Linked DNA regions of Homo sapiens: region 1 is linked to region 2. The links are chromatin loops, found by intact Hi-C in ENCODE. Cell type or tissue: IMR-90. All regions are shown on one strand. Each heading gives the region's core, and the rest is flanking DNA. Links, peaks and the distances in the headings are about the cores only.

Evidence for each region. A loop is a pair of places that touch in the nucleus more often than their neighbours do. Peaks named below come from ENCODE experiments on the same cell type or tissue, not always from the same donor. Only the 100,000 strongest peaks of a DNase experiment are listed, where the experiment ranks them.
Region 1: it touches region 2 in a loop (3-fold over the local background); 2 of 110 quality-filtered maps call a loop at or near these places.

The regions. Positions count from the first base shown.
Region 1 is chr4:128,343,757-128,354,671 of GRCh38, reverse strand. No RefSeq gene overlaps it. Among named protein-coding and RNA genes, the nearest start is that of PGRMC2, 61 kb to the right of the region's middle. RefSeq lists enhancers at 3,669-4,207, 4,242-4,820. In IMR-90, for the core only: no CTCF peak of the experiment used is centred there; a DNase peak (open chromatin) is centred at 4,661; H3K27ac peaks cover 3,377 bases.
Region 2 is chr4:128,568,927-128,579,841 of GRCh38, reverse strand. It overlaps LINC03140 (long intergenic non-protein coding RNA 3140), which reads left to right and starts at 9,299. Exons shown (of 2, transcript XR_007058268.1): 1 at 9,299-9,617; 2 at 10,555-10,915. In IMR-90, for the core only: a CTCF peak has its summit at 5,020 (motif pointing left); DNase peaks (open chromatin) are centred at 5,021, 5,921, 7,911 and 9,291; H3K27ac peaks cover 2,287 bases.

The DNA of each region.
Region 1 (10,915 bases), core at 1,233-9,232, 220 kb after region 2:
TCAACTATGTTTAGGTTCTGGTAGGTTAGAGAAAGGACCCTTAAGATCCTCTAGTCTAATGCTCTCATTTCAAAGGTGAGGAAATGAAGCCACAGAGGTTAAATAAGTCTGCACTGTCACACAGCAGCAAAGCTGGGAACTATGGAGGTCTGATCTCAGGTCTTTCGAAATGCACCATTCCACCCCCATGTGATGCTCTTCCTGCTTTTGTTTACAGAAAGAAACAATTTGAGGATAAGCATGATTAGAACATATAGTTATTATGCCCATGGTTCAGTCTAGTTGTTCTGACCTTTAAAACGAGTCAGTCAGACTGGCACCAGTCCAATCAGTTGCACACCACTGCCCAGCTAACAGCCTGGCCATGGAGATCCGGCCTTCCCAGCCCAAGCCTGTAGAACAAACAATCCCCACAATGGCAATGTTACTTTCACCTCCTTTTGAAGAACAATAGGAAAACAACAATAGATACCTAACATTTATTGGACACTTATCAGTGCAGCAACTTGGGCAGAGTAGTCAGAGCCCTATGACACTGAAATTTAGAGAGTTCAAATTTTAAGTAAGAACTTTAAAACTACTAGATGTCACTAATGTAAATAACACCCATCTGTGAATCACATCAGAAGTTTACAAAGTTAATTATGGGATCGCATTTCTGATGCTCTCCCAGGATGGCTCTGGCGCCTGCTATGTGCTAGGCGCTGGTCTAGACATTTTACATATGGCACCTCTTTTAATCTCCACAATAATTCCATCACATGGGTATTAATCACCCCACTCTGTAAGTAAGAAAAAAAAGAAAAAAACTGAAAACATGATGGGAGCAGGACCAGGCACATAAAAGATAAGTTCTGATGTCAAGAAACAGCCTTAGGGCTCAAGGAGGGTATCTTTATGATGTAACTTAAGTCTGTACCAGAAGAGTTCTCCTTTATCCCTAAAGAGTCACCTCAATGCGTATCATTCCATCATTAGTTTCACCCTTTTTTTTTTTTTTTTTTGAGACAGAGTCTCACTCTGTTGCCCAGGCTGGAGTGCAATGGCACGATCTTGGCTCACTGCAACCTCCGCCTCCCGAGATCAAGCGATTCTCCTGCCTCAGCCTCCCAAGTAGCTTGGACTACAGGTGCTCACCACTACGCCTGGCTAATTTTTGTATTTTTTAGTACAGACGGGGTTTCGCCATATTGGCCAGGCTGGTCTTGAACTCCTGACCTTGTGATCCACCCACCTCGGCCTCCCAAAGTGCTGGGATTACAGGCATGAGCCACCACACCCAGCCTAGTTTCATCCATTTTTAACTTAAATACCGTTAGTAGTCACCCATAAAATTGAGAATACCCCTATGCATTGATCAGAGTCAGCAATGCTATGTTACAGAATAAGCTGGAATCTCAGCAGACTAACATGATAAAAGTATTTCTTGCTCATGCAAAGTCTGATGCAGATGTCTGGAGCCATTTTAGAGGACCAGGAATGAGATAAGGAGAGCATGGTAGATATGCAGGATATTTCAGATTCAGAGCATGGAAGATCAAGAAGCTTACAAGTAGAGAACACCATTTCCACCCACATTCCATTAGCCAGAAATCAGTCACATGGCCAACCTAACTGCACAGGAGTCTGAGAAATGTAGGGAAGTGCAGAAATGGGTGGGCTTTATAATATCCACCACCTTCCCAAAATAATTCTATGTTTGGTTCTTATTTGTCAGCACATCAGTTAACAAGAATTAGTAGCAACAATAGATACAAGTAGTATGTAGGAGTCTCTTCTTCAGGACAGGACCAGAAAGGAAGAGATGGAAAAGGGACAGTGACAGAGACATATATACATATTTAATAATTTTATTGGGTTCTGCCTGACTTGAAAGATCTATCTACTAAGCCTTGCTGTGTCTCCAGCTCATTGGCTGATACTTCCAATAACTTTGGCTGGATGCTGAATTAGACTTTAAGTTTTGCAAGTATAATTTCTTCCAGAGATATCAGAAATAAAGCTATTTATTCATTTTAGGTACTTTGACAAATAGGTACTTTGGGATCTACAACTGAATAAATAAATGTTTTCCTGACAAGTTGAGTATAACAGATTTTAATGAAGTGACATTTTTTCATTTTATTTCTACCATAAAATTCAACAACAAAACAAGTTGGCCCTGAAAGGAAACAATAATCAAATTTAGGAATGTATCAAATTTTTTAAATTATATATAAAAGGAAAAGTATAACTTATTAAAACTTTAATAATAACTATTAATGCACCACCCGACAATTAAGACAGAAACCTGGCTTGAAACCTTCTTCTTCACTCAGTCTATCCAAGCACCAACTACATGTGATTTTATCCCCAAAATATCTCTCAAGCTTATCATATTCTATCTTCTATCCCCATTGACACTACTTCAAACTTTCTCACTTGGAGTGACATCACCTCCTAGATGACCTCTCTGCATTCAGTCTTGCCCACCTTTTCAACCCCGTACCCCTGAGAGCAATGTGTTCAAAACTGCAGGGTGCAAGGGGATCTTCTTGGAAGGTTAAATACACAGATTCCAAAGTTTTCCACCAGGATTCTGATTCAGTAAACCCAGTGTTGACAAAAAGAGTCAAACTCTGTAAAATATTTGAAGAGATTTATTCTGAGCCAAATATGAGTGACCAACGGCCTGTGACACAACCCTCAGGAGATCCTGAGAACATGTGCCCAAAGTGGTTGGGGTACAGCTTAGTTTTACAGATTTTAGGGAGACATGAGACATCTATCAGATACACATAGGATGTACATTCGTTTGGTCCAGAAAGGCAGGACAACTACTTGGAAGGAAGGGCCTCCAAGTCATAGGCAGATTTAAAGACTTATTGATTGGCATGGATTGAAACAGTTAGGTTATTGTCTAAAAACTTAGGACTGTCTGGGTTAAGATAAGGAGTTGTGGAGACCAAGGTTTTATCATGCAGGTGAAGCCTCCTGGTAGCAGACTTTGAGAATAGATTGTAAATGTTTCTTATCAGACTTAAAAAGTCTGTTCTATCAGTAATTCCAAAAGGAAGGAGTTCCAACACCCCCTTCCCATCATGGTCTAAAACTAGTTTTTCCATTTAACTTTGGAATGCCCTTGCCAAGAGAAGGGGCCATTGGGATGGTCAAGGGGATTAAAATTTTATTTTTGCTTTATACCAGGATGGAGTTCAGGGCTCTGAATTTTTAACAGGCACAACAGAAGATTTTAATGTATGTGCTCTTGGGAGAAATACTGCTCCACAAAAAAATCTCAACAAGAATTCCAAATCTCAGTGGTCAGTCCTTTGTTTAAAGCAATTGAATGGCTTTCCAGTGACTACCAGATAAATCCCAAGACCCTTATTATAGAATATAAGGCACCATGACACAGGCCTGGAGTATCTTTCCAGCCTCATATTTCCCTATTTCTCCTTAAACCTTACAGTTTCAGAACCACCAGTGCCAAATTATTTGTATTTCCTGAGCACACTACATTGGTTCATGCCTCGACATCTTAGCCATGTCAAAGAAGGATTTTTTTCAGCCCCTTTGCTGGATTCGCAGCAGGGGTGCCCCCTCTACTTGGCCTGCCATGCTCAGCCCCTTGCAGGAGGGAGCATGTGAGCGAGCAAGTGTGGAACCTGGCCAGCCACTCTGACCACCAACACAGGAGCAAGCTCTGTGCAGGGCCCATGGCCAAGCCAGGCATGTTACCTCGAAGGGAATAGGGCAGTGCCCAGGGAGGGATGCCCTTGACCCTGAAGCCCCAGAGCAGGTGTTAGTGTGATAATTAGCTCTTGTAGTTCCACTGTCCGCAGCCTTATGGCAGCATGTTAGCAGCTCAGTCGGTCCATTGCTCCATTGTGCAGGGTGGCTGCTCTCTGCTGGCAAGGGCAAGGGCCAGTACTACAGCTTTTCAGAGTACCTGTGCTCAGTGGGTCCTAAGCTCTTGTCCAGCAACCAAGAAAAATGACATCACACTGATGACTGAAGGGTGATGACAGCAGAGGATTTTATTGAGTGACAGAACAGCTCTCAGAAGAGAGGGGATGCAGGGTGGGAGGAAGGTACCCCCGCCCCCACAGTCGGGTGGTTTCTCCCTGTGTGATTGGGTCTGGGGCTTTTTATGGACTCAGAATGGGGAGTGCATGCTGATTGGTTTGTGAGTATGCAAAAAAGTTTAAAGCAAAGACACCACTCAAAGGTGGGCACCACAATGTAGAAAACCAATTAGGAAAGGGTAGGTATATGTAAAATGGGTGAAAGGCAGAGACCAATCAGAGGAAAGCACACCAAATGGGAAGACAGGTTCTCAATCTGGTCCCAGCATTTAACTTGTAACTTGGCTTTCAGGCTTTACATGGTCTTCGACTTGGAGGTGGGATTTTGCTGGGGACTCACCCCTATCTGCCTAGGCATCTGACTGCCTCCTGTCACTATCAATGTTGTTCCTGCTACCCAGAATTTCCATGCCCATTGTCATCCTGATAAACCAGCATTTACCTTCAAAACTGAGCTCAATTCTTTTGTTAATTTCTTCTAATATGCCACCATTGGCAGAGTTAATGTCTTCCTCCTCTTTCATCATCCTGTCTGTTCTGACCTTTGAAGTACTTCTATTACTACACATCTTTGTTTACATTCCGCTCATCCCCTATCTAACCTCCTTACGTCATCTCAGTGCCTCGCATGTAGAAGGCATTAAATAAACATTGTTGAACTATAACTAAATACAAAACATGAGCTCTTTGGGAGCAGAAACAAATAAAGATTCCTCTTTAGATTATTTGGTCCTTTAAGTTAAATATTTCAGTTCAGTTCAGTTTATACAATTTTTTTCTTTCTTCATTATTCATTAATGAATTATTCATTTCCTTCATTAATTCTACAAACGCTTTTTGAAAGCCTACTATGCACATCATTGTACAATAATGCTACCTAAAATCCAGTGTTTATATGCTAGAAACTATTAGATACAGTATTTCTTTACCTTTTATTCTCTACAGGTCTTTCGTTAATTTTCTTATGTAATGGTTCCTGTCACAGGTAGGAGAGTACTTTGAAGACTGGCATCTTTTGAGATACTAATAAATGTTTCCCTCCCAATAAAACTAAAATGTTTCCCAAATAGTATAGTATAGTGTTAAAATGATATCCATACATTTGTGTTTCTACCTCATGGGCTTCTTTGGGGAAGTACATGAGAAAGTTAATAGCAGCCTACCAGCCTACCATTTAACCCACATCCCTAATCAATCAATAATTTTTTTTTTTGAGACAGAGTTTCGCTCTTGTTGTCCAGGCTGGAGTGCAATGGCACCATCTCAGCTCACTGCAACCTCCGCCTCCCGGGTTCAAGCGATTCTCCTGTCTCAGCCTCCCGAGTAGCTGGGATTACAGGCGCATGCCACCATGCCCAGCTAATTTTTGTATTTTTAGTAGAGATGGGATTTCATCATACTGGTCAGGCTGGTCTCGAACTCCTGACCTCAGGTGATCCGCCCACCTCAGCCTCCCAAAGTGTTGGGATTACAGGCGTGAGCCACCGCACCCGGCCAATCAATAATTTTTTTTTAATTGCACATAAGCACCTAACTCACACCCTAAGGGAGACTGTGAAAAAACAGAAAGAATGGGCCACTGTCTTTCTTTATTCATCTCTACATCTTTGTACTTACAGGCCTCCTCTGGATTCTAAAAGCAGCCTTGACAGTTGAAAACATGGCATAAATTTTGTAGCCTCAATCACCCCTAGATGAACTTAAAAAAACACCTTTTTTGTATATTTATTCTAAAATTCAGGTCAGGATCTAAAACCTGAACATAACAATGTATTTAAACATTGCTGCTTTACTCTACTTCTTACATATCTTATTGTGTAAATTTGTCTTTCAAAGAAGAAAACGTTTATACTATCATAAAATAGACAGTGAAGCTCTAAAACTTGCCAAATACTGTAATCTAAAATCATTTTCTGACAGAAGAAGACACTACTCCTTTTTAGAAAAAGAGTGGAGTTATTACAAATGTATTCTTTTTGACATCAAAACAAAAAGAATGATTACTCATTTTATATTTGTTGGCATGGAGTTATTTGGACGTGGTTAAAAATATCTCCAAGAACAGTCTTCACTCTAGCCCCAAACCTGTATATCTTCCCTTCAGAGATGAAAACTGTCCACAGCAATCAACAGTAACATTCCAAGTCTGACACTCCCAGACACCCAAACAACACAATGCCGGGCGGCTGGAGAGCACAGTTAGCATTACAGAAATCACACTCCCTCTGCCCGGAGAACAAGCAGATCAAACATCAAAACTGTCCCAGAAATATGCAATGTGGGGTTATAAATATGCTCCCACAGAGGGATAAGAATTTGTAACAAAGTTTAAAATCATTTGTAGATTGGCTATAATTAAAAAAAAACAGAAAACAGTAAATGCTGATGAGTATATGGAGAAATCAGAACTCTCATACATTGCTGGTGGGAATGTAAAGTGTGCAGCCTTTTGGTGATTCCTCAATAAGTCAAACATAAAATACCATATGACTCAGCAATTTCATTCCTAGGTATATGCCCAAAATAATTGAAAACAGGGAGTCAAGCAGATGCTTGTACACCAGTGTTCACAGCAGCACTATTTCTACTAGCCAAAAGACAGAAAAAAACACAAATGTCCATCAATTCATGAATGAACAAATAAACATGGTATAACCATCCAATAGAATATTTTTCAGCCTTAAAATAGAAAGAAGTCCTGAGACATGCCTCAGCATCCATGAACCTTGAAAACATCATGTTAAGTTAAAAAAGCCAGTCACAAAAGGCTTTGTGACTGTAAATGGTATGATACCATTTATATGAAATATCCAAGAATAGGCAAATCTATAGGGACAGAAAACAGATTAGTAGTTTCCAGGAGCTGTGGGTAGGGGAGGATGGGGAGTGGCTGCTTATTGTCTCCTGTTTCCATCTGGGGTGATGAAAATGTTCTGGAGCTAGATAGTGGTGGTAGTTGCACAACCATGTGAACGTCCTAAATACCAATGAATTGTATGCTTTAAAAATGCTTAATCTAAGCTGGGCACAGTGGCTTACACCTGTAGCCTGAGCGCTTTGAAAGATTGAGGCAGGAGGATCACTTGAGTCCAGGAGTCCAAGACCAACCTGACCAACATAGAGAGACCTAATCTCTACAAAGAAAATAAAAAATAAAAAACAGCCGGGCATGGTGCCACACACCTGTAGTCCCGGCTACTTGAGAAGCAGAGGCTTGAAACCAGGAGGTCAAGGCTGCAGTGAGCTCTGTTTGTGCCACTGCACTCAGGCCTGGGCAACAGAGTAAGACCCTGGTTTTTTTTTTTTTAAAAGGACAACAACAACAAAAAAAGATGACTCTGCAATTTTACAGGCAGTAGGGAAAAAAATGATTTAAATGGTAAATTTTATACTAACTGAATTTTACTACAATAAAAAATCATTTGTCAGTTAAATAATTTTTTTAATGTGATGCAATTCTAGGATATTCCACAGTGAAAATATTTTTGAGTAAAACATACTTATCAATATATGCATGTGTACACTGCTTGAATTATCAAATATTAGATCTAACTTAATTGTTCTATAACTAAATAAGTTAACTCTTTCAGTAAAATTTCAGAGAAACTTAAAAATAGGGGGCTGGGTGCAGTGGTTCATGCCTGTAATCCCAGCACTTTAGGAGGCCAAGGCAGGCAGATCTCTTGATGTCAGAAGTTCAAGACAAGCCTAGCCAACATGGTGAAACCCTGTCTCTACTAAAAATACAAAAATTAGCTGGGTGTGGTGGCGGGTGCCTGTAATCCCAGCTACTTAGGAGGCTGAGGCATGAGAATTGCTTGAACTCAGGAGGTGGAGGTTGCAGTGAGCCAAGATCACGCCACTACACTCCAGCCTGGGCATCGCAGTGAGACTCTGTCTCCAAAAAAAAAAAAAAAAAAAATAGAAGATATTTGGTGAATTTCATAACATAAAATGATCATAGATTATTTGTGGTCAAATACCTAGAATACCTAGAAGACCACAAACTCTCAGAAGTCTGAGAAAAACTAATGTTCTATTTTGAAAACCAGCACACTCTCAGCACCCCAAAGTACTCGCCTATAGCCTTACTTAGCATTACGTATAAGTATGAAGAGTCATCCAACATAATTTATTCTGAGTGCTTATAATGTGTCAGGCACTAGTCTAGGCACTGGAAATATGAAAGCTACTAAGGCAAGGTTCTTGCCCTAATGGATCTTATGAATAAAATAGAAACTATGCATGTTTTACATATTGCAATTTTTGTGTATGACAATAACATTACCCAAGACCAGTGAAGGGATGAATAGGAAACCAGAGCCAACAGTAAATTGCTATTATCTCCTAAGTGGTATTTAAAGCAAAGCAATAATAAATCAGGATCATCATGTTGTCATCCAGACAACTGCTAAGAAACATCTTGTTGGATATTTGAGTTGGTAATCACATTCTCCAAAACCCCTAAGCTCTGTTTTATTCACGTTCTATCCCTTCAACCAATAAGAAGAATAAGTAAATGTTTCATTTCAAGCTGTTATCACTAAGAATAGAAATGTTTCATCTACAGAACCCTGTTCCAGGAACTATGGATGATTCAAAGTTAATGGAAGGTATCCCTGCCTTTGTGTAGTTTATCATCTGACTGGGTAGGCAAAATGTCCATCAAAACTATCTGAGAGCAATTATAATGTGACATAAGAGCTAAACACGTGTGAGTTGACATAGTATAAACCAAGCTCTCAAGGGCAGTGAGAATGTGAAGTATGAACTACTCAAAACCAGAGCACTACATGGTATTCACTGTCCTTCTGATACAGCACAGGCTATAGTTTACATGTTCCCTTAAAGTGTAGAAACAATCCTAATACTAATCTGTTTTTTCTTATCACATGTAGGGGTTTGGGAGAGAAAGTCTGGGACTTACTATGTTGCCAGGCATTTTGATAGGCACTTTTAAATTTAACCTCACAAAAACCCAAGCTACTTTTTCACCATCATCATCATCGTCATTCCCATCATCATTATCCCTATTTAATACTTGCCCAAAGTCAGCCAGCAACTAAGTGTCATGGTTGCAGAGGACTCACTGAGCTTTGACAAACCTGACAAAAACAAGAAATGGGGAAAGGATTCCCTAATTAATAAATGGTGCTGGTGCTGGGAAAACTGGCTAGCCATATGTAGAAAGCTGAAACTGGATCCCTTCCTTACACCTTATACAAAAATTAATTCAAGATGGATTAAAGACTTAAATATTAGACCTAAAACCATAAAAACCCTAGAAGAAAACCTAGGCAATACCATTCAGGACATAGGCATGGGCAAGGACTTCATGTCTAAAACACCAAAAGCAATGGCAACAAAAGCCAAAATTGACAAATGGGATCTCATTAAACTAAAGAGCTTCTGCACAGCAAAAGAAACTACCCTCAGAGTGAACAGGCAACCTACAGAATGGGAGAAAATTTTTGCAATCTACTCATCTGACAAAGGGCTAATATCCAGAATCTACAATGAACTCAAACAAATTTACAAGAAAAAAACAAACAACCCCATCAAAAAGTGGGCGAAGTATATGAACAGACACTTCTCAAAAGAAGACATTTATGCAGCCAACAGACACATGAAAAAATGCTCATCATCACTGCCAATCAGAGAAATGCAAATCAAAACCACAATGAGATACCATCTCACACCAGTTAGAATGGCAATCATTAAAAAGTCAGGAAACAACAGGTGCTGGAGAGGATGTGGAGAAATAGGAACACTTTTATACTGTTGGTGGGACTGTAAACTAGTTCAACCATTGTGGAAGACAGTGTGGTGATTCCTCCAGGATCTAGAACTAGAAATACTATTTGATCCAGCCATCCCATTACTGGGTATATACCCAAGGGATTATAAATCATGCTGCTATAAAGACACATGCACACGTATGTTTATTGCGGCACTTATTCACAATAGCAAAGACTTGGAACCAACCCAAATGTCCATCAATGATAGACTGGATTAAGAAAATGTGGCACATATACACCATGGAATACTATGCAGCCATAAAAAACGATGAGTTCATGTCCTTTGTAGGGGCATGGATGAAGCTGGAAACCATCATTCTCAGCAAACTATCACAAGGACAAAAAACCAAACACTGCATGTTCTCACTCACAGGTGGGAAGTGAACAATGAGAACACTTGGACACAGGAAGGGGAACATCACACACCGGGGCATGTTGTGGGGTGGGGGAAGGGGGAGGGATAGCATTAGGAGATATATCTAATGTAAATGATGAGTTAATGGGTGCAGCACACCAACATGGCACATGTATACCTATGTAACAAACCTGCACATTGTGCACATGTACCCTAGAACTTAAAGTATAATAATAAAAAAGTTTACCAAAAAGAAAAAAAGGATCCAAACCCAAGGGTGAGAGGCAGAGCCTGAAGAAATGCCTGAGATTTTCTCGTGGTTCCTATGGTCAAAGGCAAGAGTGTAGCCCAAGGACTTGTAGGTATTGCCCAACTCAGGTGTAACATACATGTACAGTTGATGCTTGAACAACACAGCTTTAAACTGTGTGGGTCCATTTATATGCAGATTTTCTTCTGCCTCTGCCACTCTGAGACAGCAGGATTAATCCCTCCTCTTCCCCCTCCTCAGCCTACTCATCCTGAAGAAGTTTATGATGATCCACTTCCACTTAATAAATGTTAATATATTTTCTCTTAAAAAAAAAAAAAAAAGCTCTGCCTTAAAGTATGTCCCAGGAGGAAAACATCAATTACATAATTTAAGAACAATCCTCAGAACTGAAGGACATGAATTTTCAGGTTAAAAAGACTCA
Region 2 (10,915 bases), core at 1,792-9,791:
GGCTTTTGTTTAGTTTAAGTATTAAAAAAATTGACATTAATTTAGTATCTCACATTGTTGAAGTAATGAAAAATGGGATGCACAGTGTTCTGAAACTGGCTGCGTAATATTTCATCATATAGAAGCAGGTGACATCATAGGTGAATGTTTGCCCACTTGCTCACCCTGTTTATTAATGATACATTTCTTTTTCCCTCTGCCCCTCCTATGTCTTTGAAGCTTTGATTCAGAGCGTCATTTACCAACCTCCAATTCCTCTGTGGTTATGGCCGGAACCTCTGATCACATAATTTCGCAAGAGAATAAATTATGACAGCAGGGTCTTTTGGTTTGATTTCTAATTAAACAAAAAGGCCCTTAATAACGAACTCTCTCATCAATTTATGTGGATGGCAAATGTCAGAGAGCAACTTGGGATTTCAGCTTTCTTCTTTCCTATCATCAAGGAAAGTGTCACTCCTCTGACTTATACCTCTCTGTCCACAGCATCTTTCTTCAAGAGCTCAGTTAACCTCCTGTCACTGCACTCCTGAACTCCTGGGTGATGCCAGGCAGGAGAGTAAGTTACAGGCATTCTTAAAGCATTTCTGCTGAATATCCAGGGGACTGGAGAAAAAGTGGATAACTTGTGCAGGGCAATGCTAACAATACTAATAATAGAACAATGGCTAACAAAGGGCCCTGCATCGCCAGACCCCCCTGTGCTGTCTTCATGAACTCAGTTCCTTATAAATACAGCTCATGAAGATTGTTGCTCTATCACAGAGGTTACACCATTATTTGAAAGAATCAATAACATTCACATAGTTCCTTAAAGACATTCTGCTCTCTAAATTTCTTCCTTTGGCTGGTATTTTAAGAGCTGCCTCTATACTTTGGATGTGTGGTCTACTGATGTTCAACAGCTATGAAAGGATCACTCATTTACCACACCATGGCCTTCCAAAGCCCTTGTCATCCAGAAATAAAATTTCATTTCTTAGGAGGAAAATGAAAGTTTTGGGTTTTTTTCCCCCTTGTAATGTTGAGAGCTTCTTCTCACCACAGCAAATTGGATCAAAATCTCCCAAAGGGGCACAGAGACAAAGGGAAATGATCTGAAGCTTCCTGGTGAAAGCAGGTCACATTATCCCCTCTTCCTCGTCTTTCCCGTCAACACCTCTGCAGGAGGTGCGCCTTCAGAAGGCAGTGTTGAGGGACTGCACACACAGGCTTCTCCAGCCTGGGAAATGGGAGTCAAATTGATAACTACCATTAACATGCTCGCCATTTGCAAACTACTTCCCCTTGAGTGTTTAAAAGCATTTTTTTGGTCAATTGAGGACAAAGAAAATGCCCTTTTCTGTGCTGGAAGAAAACAAGTTAATGACTTCAATTGCTTCCCTTGCTGTGGCTAGCTGATTTCCAAAATCTCCTTTACCCATAATGGTTTGGATGCTAGGGCATTCTCACTGTGATGCTGACATAGCTAGACAGTAGAGAGCTAGTGTCACGCTGTGGGTAGCTAGGGGGCATGGACTTTGCAGAGGGATCTGTAAAACTGAGAATCCAGTTCCCAGAGACAGAATAATATTAAATGTCAAATGTGGCACATTGATGAAACTATTTTTGTTTGAAATTACACCCAATACATAGTACTAATGCCTATCCAAATATTAAAATTACCCCCCAAATGGAACACATTTGCTGTTCTTTAAGATGCATTTTTAAACTGCCACTCTGTAATAATTCTGGCCTTTTATAGAGTCCAGAAGTCCAAGGCCACACATCCTCCTCATCAGCATTCACTTGAGAGGGCCTGTAACCTTTCAGATGAGGAAGCACTACTTTTTATTTTTCTCATGCTTTTAGATAAGTCTGCTAAAAGGTCTGGTCACATCTGAGATTAGGGCATATTGACCCCAAAGAATGGGGAAAGGGGACTTCTATGCTACTAAGGACTGAGTTGTGTTCCCCCATGCCTCCACCTTCCAAATTCGTATGTTGAACCTTAACCCTTAAGGCAAGCTTGTCCAACCCACGGCCCGTAGGCTGCATGCGGCCCAGGATGGCTTTGAATGGGGCCCAACACAAATTTGTAAAACACTATGAGGTCGGCATGGTGTCTCATGCTTGTAATCCTAACACTGTGGGAGGCTGAGGTGGGTGGATCACTTGAGGTCAGGGGTTCAAGACCAGCCAGGCCAACATGGTGAAACCCTGTCTCTACTAAAAACACAAAAATTAGCCGGGTGTTGCTGCACATGCCTATAATCCCAGCTACTTGGGTGGCTGAGGCAGGAGAATTGCTTGAACCTGGAAGGCCGAGATTGCAGTGAGCCAAGATGGCGACACTGCACTACAGCCTGGGCTACAGAGCAAGACCCTGTCTCAAAAAAAAAAAAAAGCAAACAAAAAAAAGTATGATATTTTCTTTGGTGATTTTTTAAGTTTTAGCTCATCAGCTATTGTTAGTGTTAGTATATCTTTTGAGTGGGCCAAGACAATTCTTCCAATGTGGCACAGGGAAGCCAAAAGATTGGGCACCCTTGCCTTAAGGTGATTTGAAAATAAGATCTGTAAGGAGGTAACAAAGGCTATGTGACGTGACAAGGGTGGGGCTCTGATATGACAGGATTAGCATCCTTATGAAAAGAGACGCCAGAAATCTTGCTCTCTCCTTGCACAAAAAGGACATGTGAGCACAAAGCAAGAAGGTTGCCACCTACAAGCCAAAAGAAGAGGCCTGAGAATGAAACCTATCTTTCTAGCACCTTGATGTTGAACTTCCTAGCCTCCAGCACTGTGAGAAATACATTTCTGCTGTTTAAGCCATGCAGTCTGTGGTATTTTGTTATGGCAGCCCATGCTGACTAACACAGGGACATATCTTCAGGCACGTTCACATTTCAATTTAAAATCCCACTGTGGCAGTAGCTGAGACTTCTTTTTGAATTAGGTTGAAGGAGTTCAGGACATGGCACCCCAAAATATGCCACTTTGGTATGTTGATTATTTTGAGCTTAAGGCACTTGAAAAACAGCAAATGCAAGAAGCTTTCTCTAAGCTCTTATTACCTGCCTAAAGACAGATCCTCCAAGAGGAACTCAATTGTCATAAATTCCTTCCCCAGGAGTTTCATCAACCAGGAAAGATTGATTCTTAATCACAAGAGAGGAGACCAGAGGTTGACACCACACCCAGACACACTTTGTCACAAACTGTTATATCTCTCATCTCTTCTTCTAAGGGTCCATTAATCTTTCCTAAAATTCATTGACTCTTCCCTAAGTGGTCTACAACCTCTCTCCACTTCTCCTCTTATGACAGTGTATATAAGCTCTCAAACATCCCCACTTGTGTATTCACATTTTTCCTGTGATGTCTCTGTGCATGTAATATTACAAAATACGTTAAAAATAATTTATTACTTAAAACTTTAGATCATATTTTAAAATATTAAAAATTACAGTGAAAATTTTGTTTTTTGTGTCGTTAATATCCCTGTTATCAGTTTATTTATTTATTTTTATTTTTTTTTTGAGACAGAGTCTCGCTCTGTCACCCAGGCTGGAGTGCAGTGGCGCGATCTCGGCTCACTGCAAGCTCCGCCTCCCGGGGTTCACAACATTCTCCTGCCTCAGCCTCCTGAGTAGCTGGGACTACAGGGGCCCCCCACCACGCCCGGCTGATTTTTTGTATTTTTAGTAGAGATGGGATTTCACCGTGTTAGACAGGGTGGTCTCCATCTCCTGACCTCGTGATCCGCCCGCCTCCGCCTTCCAAAGTGCTGGGATTACAGGCGTGAGCCACCGCGCCCGGCCTATCAGTTTATTTTGTAGACCCAATTACCGAACCTAGGAAGGTAACAAGGTTTGTTTTACCTAGGTGGGTTACCAGGTTCTGGCTTCAGGATCAGCTCATAGCCTGAGACCCAGGGGCCCTGAGGTATGAGTCTCTTTCTCCTTGAAATTCCTCTACAAGCTTAAAATACATCAGTGCTTTCTGACAGATTTCGTTTTACAGCCTGATTGTGTCTAGGGAGAGAGAAAATGGAAAGGGTTGGGCACTGGAGATGAAGAGGAAAGGTCAAGATTCCCTAGAGGTCATTCTCACAGGTTCTATGGGGACTTTGTGTGCACCTTGCTTCTCTTTTAGGGGTATCTCTGTTTCTTACATTCCTCAGGCTTTACCACTATTCATAATAATCATACTATCCAGGCATTCGGCCATTTTGCTGGCCTGGACATAACTGACTTGCAACTCAACTGCCCAGGATGATATAAATTTGTGATATTCTTTATTCAGCCCTTTTCGTAGAGTAGAGGGAAAAGGATTCTCTCTAGAAAGTGAGCAGACTAGGCCGCGTTCTGTAGCTCAAGCCTGTAATCTCAGCACTTTGGGAGGCCGAGGCGGACAGATCACCTGAGGCTGGGAGTTCGAGACCAACCTGACCAACATGGAGAAACTCTGACTCTACTAGAAATACAAAATTAGTCAGGGGTGGTGGCGCATGCCTGTAATCCCAGCTACTCAGGAGGCTGAGGCAGGAGAATCGCTTGAACCCAGGAGGCAGAGGTTGTGGTGAGCCGAGATCGCACCATTGCACTCCAGCCTGGGCAACAAGAGTGACACTCAGTCTCAAAAAAAAATGAAAGATAGAAAGTGAGCTGACTATTACCATCAATGTCCCTGGCAGGCTCTGGCATTCCTTGTCCATTAAAGATAAGTACAAATTGGACTTCCAACAATTAACAAAAATATTTTAGCAGCTTATTCTGATCTTGAATAACGAAAGTTCATTGCACACCCTTGAATTTTTTCTTCCCAATTCCTGGAATTTATATAAAATTTGTAGAGAAACCCAATACCTTGATGCATTCTACTAGAGAGTGTTAGAGCTCGAGACTTTCAGGAATTAAACCAAGTCAGCACACTCTATTCTGCTATCCTCAGACTCCTCACCCAGGGTGGTGGTGGGGAGCCAGGCATGGGGCTCTTAATACAACAGGAGGACACCGATGGGGAAATGCCTACTGCCCCCTGCTGGTGGAAAAGGGTCCATAGTTCCAACAACTTGCATAGCCCTAAAAGGCCTCATTTAAACATTGTATTGAAACCATGGTATCAGCTTCAAAATGACTTTAAATAACCTTAAATATTTAGCTTTTTAAAAATAAAACTGAGCAGTAAAAATCTACTGCTTGGTTTTTCCTTAATTATACCGCTCCTCCTCCATCTTTTCAGTTTCCTTTACAATCTGGTAGATCATACGACATTAAATTCTAGGGCGTTCAGCACCAAACAATGGTTGACCTGTCTTAGGTACCAAAGTCCCTTTAATTTGTGATGATAGATAAAACTTTTCTTAAAGTGTTCCTTTGAGAATGTATCTTGAAAGTATTAATAATTACCTGGAAGGTAACTGTGGCTGTAGCAAGTGCTGGGACTTGGAGTTGTATGTTATCGTTCCAGTATCAGTTCTGACACTTACTTAGCTGTAAGATTTAGGAAAGTCACCTAATCTCATAGACCTCATTTGTGAAATATGATAATAATACATAACACACAGGGTTGTTATGGGGATTACATGAGATTATTACAATGAAAGTGTTACTCTAAGAGCTATAAAATTGGAAGGTATTACAACTAAAGGAGCAGGTAACTGTGGGGTTGCCCACTTAACCATTATCAGACAGGTATTTGGAGTCAAACGCCCTAGAGCACAGTAAGGATTAAACATTAAACTGCAGATATTCGTCATTGAGATTAGCGTTATTACCATGGTTTAATATTTAATTCTCACTGTTCTCTAGGGGACCAGATGGACTCTGTGGAGAATGTAGACTTAGACATTCCTGACTACTTGCATCCCAAACTAAAGTCCATACAAGATAAAAACACCTCATAGACAGAAGAGTCACTCCATGAGGCATTCTAAGAATGCACTTTCTGCATGGTGACTAGTTTTTAAGTGGCCAAGTGGATAGGCTCTCAGCAATCTTGCTCCTCTGGGAAGAATAAAAACATTACACTGAAGGTCTTGTTTGTGAGTTGTGCTTTTGGACCTAAGTTTTTCTGCTATAAGGGGTATATTATTAACAAAACAAACCCAACCAAAAAGTTGGAATTCCTGGAAATTCACCAAAATTGCCTGGCTGCTGCAGCCCAACAATTCTTTAGCTCTTTTCAATCATCTTTATTTTGGATTTACTTGGAATCCTTGATCTTTAACCCAATTTTGAGCATTACACTGTCCCTATTTAACGCAAAAGGAATATTTTGGAATTTTAAAAGAGCCACAAAATATCAAACCCAAGATCCTAGTTTTGGGTCTTGTTTGTTTGTAAGGGTGGAAGGATTTCACATCTTATTTTGTACTTACTGTGTTCCCAGCAGCTTTTGTTTTGCTCACATCTCACACAGAGCATACTCAATTCAGTGAACTAATTTGGTTGTATGGTAAGCACTGCAGAGAAGCTATGAAAAAAAGTCACAATCGGGAAGGTAGAAAAGGTCTTCCAAGGATGCACTGAATCTGTTACATATACTCTGGGGCCTCCGAGTTTTCTGGGAAAAAACAAAAGCAAAACAGTGGCTGGGAAACCAGCTTAGTACATAGGTATTAAAGCATGGAACAGCTTCTTTTGACTAGTTTAAGAGGAAGCCATAAAGCACAAGTTCTTGGAATTATGCCAGCAAAAAGTGTAACCCTTTTATTTATGGGGGCATTCATCAGAACTGGGCCTTTGTGAGCCTACCCCAGACTGTGGTCACTTGGTTTAGTCAGTTGCTGACTTCTCTGAGAGAACACATCCCCTTTTAGCAGAAATAAGGAGCAAGGAGAACCACTGGGTAGTGACTATCACAGTGATTCCCATTGGAAACCAACCCACGAAAGCCCTGTAAAGAATAGCCCTCCTGTATTCCATGCCAGTGAGTGATACTTACACACAGGACGGGTGAGACAACATGGATCCACAAACACCTGGTTTACTTATATTGGCCATGATGGTGCCCTCAGGACAAACCACAGATAGAGATCTACCCAAGGAATTCCTGAGTTCATAGGCTGACCGTGTCCTTTGATCCCCAACCCAGCCATTTCTATATGACCTCTGTTGTTGTCCCAACTGAACCCCATTCTTCTCTCTTTTGTGGTTGTAAGGATGAAAAACTTGATGACTTCTTTCTCTTCATCATGGCTACTTCTCAGAATGTCTTGCTGACCACGTCATTGTTGCCTGATTCTATTGATCTAATAAAATCTATTTCTATCAACAAAATATAACTATGTGTGACCACATATTTATACCTTTTCACAAATGGAACTTCTTACAAATAGATTTCCCATCCATGTTAACTTATTAAGTAAAATTTTCCTGTTTTTTAATAAAATAAGTTTTCCTAATCTCAAATACTATCCAACAGATGTTAGTCACAAACATACATCATAAGTGGGAAAGTATTATAATAAAGCTCATTAGTGCTGTTTATTTACCTTTCAAATGCTATTGAATTTTTACATGAGTTTCTCTATAAGTTCATTAGTTGTTATTAAGAAATAAATATATGATTGAATTTTCCAAATATATTTGAATTTCATAGTTTAGCATTTCATACGAGAGAAATAATCAGCCAATGTTTTTGCCTGCTGTTTCCATGAAGATTTCATTTATCTTAGAAGTGATTAATATAGAATGACTATAAATAATATAAATTTAAATAGAATATACTTTTTTTTTTGCTATGTTGTTTGTTAGGCTTTACAATGTTGTAAAAAAACTGTAACAATCCTCTCAGACTGGAATTTTTCTTTATCAAACTTTTCCTCCATTTTCAGGAAGGAACAATGATTCAGAAGTCTTGTAGATTAGTCACTTCTTAAGAAGTTAGATCATTCAGTACTGCATCTTAGCCAACTGTCCAAGGTCAGCAAAATGCACAGCATGTTCTGTTTGATGGCCCCAGGCAGAAAGCCACAGCATTCAAACTATTAATATCTCCTGACCTTTCAACTTACAAATAGAAGCATCCTTGTGGTCATTTTTTTTTCCTGTATATCCCTGAAAAACTAAGGATCTAGGGTTTAAGATAAGAAATACTTAATTTAATTTAATTTAATTAGTTTTTAACCACAATCCTGGGCTTTTATATAAAAGCACACTGTTTATTTCTTTTTTCCTTTTGAGATAGGGTCTCACTCTGTCGCTCAGGCTGGTGTACAATGGTGCGATCTGGGCTCACTGCAACCTCTGCAGCCTGGGCTCAAATGATCCTCCTGCCTCAACTTCCCAAGCACCAGGGACTACAGGCATGCGCCACCATGCCTGGCTAATTGTTGTATTTTGTGTAAAGACAGAGTTTCTCCATGTTGCCCAGGCTGGTCTCGAACTCATGGACTCAAATGATCTGCCTGCCTTAGCCTCCCAAAGTGCTGAGATTACAGACATGAGGTACCGTGCCTGACCACTGTTTATTTGTTTCATAAAATTTTCTTAAACACCAATTATGTGCAAGTTACCATGCCAGGCCTCTGGGAAACAAAGATGAATCAGTCAGATGTACCTGCAAGGAGCTTATGGTCTAACTGGGGAGAAGAAATACAGCAAAATACTATAACATAGGGTAAAAAGTAAGAAGTACCACAAGAGAAGCACAGACAAGATGATTTGGGGGTTCCAAAAAAATAGATTATTAAATTTTGTGGGCTGGCAGCAGAGAGGAAGGAATTGGTAATTAATCTGAGAAGATGACATTTGAGCTTGCTCTTGATGGACAGAATTTAAAATGTAGAGAGGAGATGTAAGTGCAGACATTTCAGATTGAGGAAAGAGCATAATTAAGGGCATGGAGGTCAGAAAACATGGGGTAATAAAAAAAGGTTCAAGTAGTTCAGTTTAGTTAGAGAACATGGTATATGAATTTAAAAAATCACTGAACTAAAATCAGAAAATTACTTTGAGACCAAATCTAGAGGGCTATTAACACCAGATGATAGAGTATGGACTCTATTTTACAGACAGTGGGAGCCCGCTGAAGGGAAATGCCACATTCAACTTATGCTTCAGTGTCGGATTCCATTGGAAAGGGGGCGGTGACTGGAAGTGAGGACACCAACCCATCAGGCGTGCTCTCATTTAGTTTTCTAGCGGAAAAAAAAAAAAAAGCCTGAAGCAAGGATTAAAGTACTGACATTTTATTTGGGAAGCACAAGCCCAGGCCAGGGAAGCTGCAGAAAAAGGAAAAAAGGGAAGTGAGTATAGGAAACAATGCACAGTCATGCCTTGCACAACTGGCTTCTGCTTCGGGATGAGCCATTGGCTGATGAGGCATGGGAGGCTCAGCAGGTCTGTTCCCTTGGCATGTGGGACATCTTGCAGTGGATGCAGGGAGGGACCATGCCTCTAGCATTCTCTGGGAAGAATAAAGGAGAAGTTTATCTTCCCACCTACCTCCCATTGCCTGTTTTTCATTGGTCAAAACTTGTCCCACTAGGAATTAACTCCTTCACATTTCCAAGTTTATATCATATGACTGCTCCAACTACATGGGACCCCAAACCCCAAACCTGATGTATGTATAGTGTTCCTGTTTCATCCAAGCCTGGAAATGAGGGGAAGAGCCAGAACCTCTAGGTGAGTACTAGGTGGCTTGGCAGTGTGTGTGTGTGTGTGTGTGTGTGTGTGTGTGTGTGTGGTTGAGGGGTGGAGAGTTAAGGGGACTTCTAAGGTAAGTCCCTGATTAGTCCCAGCCAGTTGAACTGTGTTGGGCAGGTATGGTGGTTGAGTAGTTGAAGGTCCTAGAAGTGGACAGTGGCCACAGTGTCTAAGGAGGCACAGAAGATTTGTGTTGAGATAATGATTCAAGAGAAAAGAAGGACCCTTCATACTTCAGTCAGAGAAGAATTCTTTTGGTGGGCTATCATGCTCTTGGGTTAAATTCTTTTCTCTGTAACATTATTTAGAAAATCGCCTCCCTCTCAACAATGAAGACTGAGTACCACTGGCTTACAGATATTTCTGTATATTATCTGAGTTAGTAGAGTTTGAGTATCACATTTCTTTCCTTCCAATTCTATGATTTGTCATCATAAAGTTTTGGCATACGCAGCCCAGTCTTTGGAAGAGGGGTTGAGAATTGTGTAATATCAGGTTTAGCATTATAAAGTAACATCTATCATCTGAAGATGAGACTATAAACACCAGTCTGGACATAATAGAGCATGCTTAGCCCACTTGTTTGGAACTACAAGGAAAATAAGGTCATACAAAAGAGCCCTCTGCCCTTAAAAAAGAATTCTCAATTGCAAATCACTTCTGAGTACCAGTGGGGAAATGCAGTCATTTATTCTCAAGACTGAAAAGAGAAAGGAGACCTTTTTATCACTTTGTGTGTGTGTGTGTGTGTGTGTGTGTGTGTGTGTGTGAGAGAGAGAGAGAGAGAGACAGAAAGAAAGAGCAGGAGAGAGAGAGAGACAGAGAGAGAGAATATGTGTGTGTGTTACCTACCTAAAGCTAATGGTAGCCAATTTTTTCCTTTTTTTCTTGGAATTTTTTTCTTAATCTAAAACAGGCTTGGTGCTCTGGAAAAAGAATTAGAATTGCATTCAAATAGTCAGGCTTCAAGTTGCTTCTGCCTCTGTGTGAAGCAAATAGTAACAACTCACTTCGAAACTCAGGCTCCTGGACTGTAAATGAGGATAATGATACTCACCCTACCAACCTCAGGGACTGTTCTAAGAGCAAAATGAAATGAGACTGAGCTCTGAAAATGCTTAAATGCTTTTCAAAGTAGAGTGATCGTGCTTTCTGTAGCATCAAAACAGTCCTCTATAAATGGGCAAAGTCAAGGCATGGACTGGATCTGACAACAGAGAATGGCTTGAGGGCTGGAAAAAGAAAAAAATGCAAATGCCCCAAATCTCTGCTTCCCT